2 separate regions of the Homo sapiens genome follow, and region 2 is linked to region 1. Evidence: chromatin loops called from intact Hi-C (ENCODE). Cell type or tissue: PC-3. All regions are shown on one strand.

Region 1 (2,500 bases):
TGATTTCAGCAAGCATCTTTAGGCTTTTGTTTTCAAATTATTTTACATCTTTTTCTTTTCTTTTCTTTTCTTTTTTTTTTTTTTTTTTTTGACACAGAGGTCTCACTCTGTCACCCAGGCTGGAGTGCCGTGGTGTGATCTCAGCTCACTGCAACCTCCGCCTCCCAGGTTCAAGCAATTCTCCTGCCTCAGCCTCCCAAGTAGCTGAAACTACAGGCATGTGCTACTACACACGGCTAATTTTTGTATTTTTGGTAGAGACGTGGTTTCAGCATGTTGGCCAGGATGGTCTCAAACTCCTGGCCTCAAGTGATCCGCCTGCATTGGCCTCCCAAAGAGCTGGGATTACAGGCGTGAGCCACTGTGCCTGGCCACCCACCTATTTTCCATCTTTAGCACTGGCCGTTCTCATTCAAAATACGTACTGCTACACTAAGAGGAGACTTAACTTCAAATTCACTTTGCTCCACGGATGTTGTATATGACCTGAATAGATGTAATTCTGACAAGCTTGTAGTTCATTGGAGGCTCACAATTTGAAAGAAATGCATGATTAAGACTTTAGAACATAAAGAAGATTCTAGTAAAACAAATGATTGCACCCTTTTGGATTTTTTGCATATTATCTTTATGTAGGGAAGGGAATGATATGTTAGAAAGAATCCTCAAACAGGTTTAGACAAATCACTGGTTGAACCATAATCTCCAAAATATCGCTACATCAGAAAAAGCCCAACATAGCCTCTGAGGTATTCGTCAGAAATCCCAGTGCAAGCATTAGGAAAGAAATGTACTCCCTGCTCCTCACCTTTGTAAGTCAGATTTAGTCTTCACTGTTCATTTCAGGTTCTCTGCCTCCATAGGGGTCCCTTCAGCACTTGTTTGGTTCTCTAATTGGCTTATGATAGTGGGTCTTACATCATCAACTGGATTGTAAATTCCTTCAGAAAGAGATGTCAATTAAGTACACAGCAGAGTCACAGTATTTCAAAATTGGAAGTCATAGTAAGGGGGAAGGAGGGCCGCTAGATGCTGTGATTCACACGGCGTCATAGTAAGCAAGAGGCCGAGGCAGTGCCAGCACCCAGGTAGGGCTCCGGTGCCACCCTCTGCTTCATCCTCTGCCAAGCCTATCACGACGGTCGTTCAGCTCATGCTCTCCATGCACGTCTGGTGATTTGATGCTCATCTTTGCCAGCTTCAGAGCATCACTGGACACATGCCCAGTCTTGAAGGGTTAATTTTCAAGTACCAAGCATGCTTTGGACAAACTCAAATCTGTTCCTTGTTTTCGCTCAACCCGCAACCAGCATCATCAGCCCAGACGCAGCTTCCCCAGAAGGCCAGCAGGTGGAGCACAGTTTTGTGGAACTTCTCTAGAACTCGCTGTTTAAAAGCCGCAAACCAAGACATGTGAGGCTGTGGGGTGGGGGGCAAAGAAGAGCCCCAGATTCTGCACGTCTGGAAGCTTTTAAAATTGTCTTACAACAATTTTAGACCTACAAAAGCCAGCTTTTGAAATTGCATAAACGGCAAGTCGAGTTCTTTTTTTTTTTTTTTTTTGAGACCTAGTCTTACTCTATTGCCCAGGCTGGAATGCAGTGGCACGATCTTAGCTCACTGTAGCCTCCACCTCCCAGGTTCAAGCTATTCCCCTGCCTCAGCCTCCCGAGTAGCTGAGACTACAGGCGTGAGCCACCACGCCAGGTTAATTTTTGTATTTTTAGTAGAGACAGTGTTTCACTATGTTGGCCAGGCTGGTCTTGAACTCCTGACCTTAAGTGATCCACCTGCCTCTGCCTCCCAAAGTGCTTTGATTAGAGGCATGAGCCACGGTGCCTGGCCAGCAAGTCAAATTTTTAATTAGACTTAAAATGTTGGTGCTCATAACAACTACAGTTACTGTGGTTTTTTTTTTTTAGTTTCATAAAGAGGACAGACGCTAAGGCAATTGTGTGGAACAGAGCAGCTTCTCGGGGTAACCATCTCCTGCTGATGTATAAATATCGGGGCAAAACTGAGTAAGTTTTAGAAAATAAATGTCAAAGCAAGTCCGAGTCATTTATTCCTTAGCAGGAAATATCGATCCTGTGACATTATTTGATTATAATGACTGTTTCTATTAGGTTAAATGACTGAGGTATACTTAACCAGTTTAGGTGAAGAATGAGGCTCATTGCACCATTTGATTGACTAAACCTTAGAACCCATGTATTCTTTTTATTTGTTCAGTCACCAATTTTTATGAAGCACCTACTGTGTGCCAAACACCCTCTTGGGTGCCAAGGTAAGAATTAAATTTTGGAATTAAGCAAAGCATGATGGCTCATCCATGTAGTCCCAGCTACTCAGCAGACTGAGACAGGAGGATCGCTTGAACCCAGGAGATTGAGGCTGCAGTGAGCTAAGAACATGCCACTACCCTCCAGCCTGGATGACAGAGACCTCAACTCTAAAAAACAGGTTTTTTAAAATTGGAATTAAACACACTTGGGTTCAA
Region 2 (2,500 bases), 340 kb before region 1:
TCATGGTTCTCTATTGAAGAAAGGGCCAGAGGATATTGCCTCAAATTAAATCAGGAAGGAAAAAGAGGTTTGCTAGAACTTGGGGCAGTAAGGGCTTGGGAACACAAGGGTTTGAGTGTATGTAACCAAGGGAGATTGTGAAATAGAAAATAGGGGATCAATTTCTATTTGCCTTGGAAATGGACCTGCTTGAAACTGTGAAGACAGACTAGATTAGAGGTTCCCAAGCCTGGCTAGGCAACAGAATCACCTGGAGAGCTTAAAAAAATAGAATTTGGAGCTCCACCCTAGACTTGATGAATCAGAATGTTTCCTGCTGGAATCATTGATCTGTCTAGGCACTGATGCTCCACAGGTTTGGGAACCCCTGGGTCGGCCGGTCTTCCAGCAACTCTTCCTAAGTTATGTTCTGTAGACTTAGTTGGTGAGAAGCTCATTCTACTTTTAGCAAATCTCCCATTTGAAAATTTGAATTTTCAAAACTCATTTTTCAAGAGGTAGATGGATATTTGCTTTATAACAGGTTCATTTAAACAATAATTGACCAGATTTCTTTGAAGAAAGAGCTGCCTCTTTACCGTAAGAGCCAATTTTTAAGTTACATATAAATTCTCTGGCATCTTAGATAAGAGCATGGAGCTCCGTAATCAACCCATCTGGACTTAAGATCTGGAGCTGCCACTATGACCTTGAGTAGTCCTATGTCCTTTCAATGCCTCAGTTTATTCATGTATAAGATGGAGGTAATATTAGAACTTTCTTATAGGGCTGCTGTGAGGATGGACTGGAGTAAAATAGTAGATATACTGTGGGTAGAATAGTACCTGGTGTATGGTTTGTATCTTTTAACAGATGCTATCAAGTAACTTATCCCTCAACAGGTTGATTGTTATGGTCATGTTTTATGATGGTTGCTCCTGAACCATACATGACTAGAAATATGTAAATATACCTGGACCTTGGTCTTTGGACCCACCCTGTAGACATCTACGGCTCTGCAAAGCCAAGGAGCCTTTTATTTGTTTTTGCTGAATTTTAAATTCTGAATTTATCACAACTCTCTGACTGATGGGATGCATGTGTGGTTTTTTTTTTTTTAGATTGTTGTAAAATGAACTGATGAATTGCATGCATAAATGTGGTTATTTGTGGTCTGAGTAAAAATAAACAAAAACCTGAGTGACTGAAGTATTATGCCTCAGGAAAAACAGCCAAAAAAGTCCCAGTGGGGGACAAGGTGGAGGAGGGAAGAGTCATCACAGACACGATACTCTTGTAAAATATGGAACTGGATTCCTTACATTTTATTGGCTGTGGATTAGAGAGGTGTTCTTTAAGTGGAAATGTAACCTAAAGTTACATGCAAAGGTAAGCCTCTTAAGATCTACAAGTGTCAGCTGAATGAAAAAGGTAGGGTGGGCCAGGCACAGTGGCTCATGCCTTTAATCCCAGCACTTTGGGAGGCTGAGGTGGGTGAATCACTTGAGGTCAGGAGTTTGAGACCAGCCTGGCCAACATGATGAAATCCTGTCTCTACTAAAAATATAAAAATTAGCCAGGCATTGTGGCAGGTTCCTGTAATCCCAGCTACTTGGGACACTGAGGCAGGAGAATCGCTTGAATCCTGGAGGCAGAGGTTGCAGTGAGCCCAGGTCTCGCCACTGCACTCCAGCCTGGGCGACAGAGTGAGACTCCATCTCAAAAAAAAAAAAAAAAAAGAGAGGAAAGAAAAGAAAAAGGTAGAGTGTCTTACTGCTACTTTATCTCTTAGGGATGATACTCATTTTAACGGTTATGTGCTAGGCTGAAAATCCTCACATTTAGATCTTTGGGGAAATAGTTTAATTGCAAATGGGTTGAGTACACGTGCATTTTTTTTAACCTGTGGTGTTGAAAGGGAGTCATTTGTGATAACAGAAATATCTCAAGAATTTTATTGTGAAAAAACAGGCAGCAAAAAGTCATATCTCTTGGTCAATATGGGCAGCTTATTGAGAAGAGACCTAGGTTTTTATAATATGTTAGGCAAGTTTAAGTGTCTTATGAATACTAAAATACTGACGAAGTAGCGCAAAGTCACCTTGAATTTTAAGCGCTGACATTTTCTATGATTGCATTTAAAGAAAGCTTATAAGCATTATCTAAACATTTTGCATCAATAATGGCCTCATTACAGTCCTCACGATTGACGGCTCAACGTAGGCAGAAAAATAGTATCATTCATGTTGTACTCTTTTATATTCATTCAGTTTTTTTCTTAAACCTACATTATAGTTCTTTCTGGTTCTAGTTATTTTATAAATATGATACAGCTATAGCAAGTTATGACCTAACTTGTTCACAGTCACTATTTATGTAAAGAAATGATTCATTCATTTATTCATTGTGAATTTTTTTAAAACTACTGCATGGTGCTGTGGGAATGGAAGTGAATAAGAGCTACCGGAAGGCAGTTATTTTCTTCCTGGTCAGGCAGGGGAAAGAAGAAACTCTCTGAAAT

What was found. Peaks named below come from ENCODE experiments on the same cell type or tissue, not always from the same donor. Only the 100,000 strongest peaks of a DNase experiment are listed, where the experiment ranks them.
Region 2: it touches region 1 in a loop (12-fold over the local background); 47 of 110 quality-filtered maps call a loop at or near these places.

The regions. Positions count from the first base shown.
Region 1 is chr6:16,408,716-16,411,215 of GRCh38, reverse strand. The region is part of intron 6 of ATXN1 (ataxin 1); the gene reads left to right. Among named protein-coding and RNA genes, the nearest start is that of GMPR, 170 kb to the right of the region's middle. In PC-3, a CTCF peak has its summit at 1,325 (motif pointing right); DNase peaks (open chromatin) are centred at 1,035 and 1,305; H3K4me3 peaks cover 651 bases; H3K27ac peaks cover 632 bases.
Region 2 is chr6:16,750,187-16,752,686 of GRCh38, reverse strand. All of the region lies in intron 2 of ATXN1 (ataxin 1), which reads left to right. Among named protein-coding and RNA genes, the nearest start is that of ATXN1-AS1, 9.7 kb to the left of the region's middle. In PC-3, no CTCF peak of the experiment used is centred here; DNase peaks (open chromatin) are centred at 1,216 and 2,446; H3K4me3 peaks cover 1,761 bases; H3K27ac peaks cover 2,500 bases.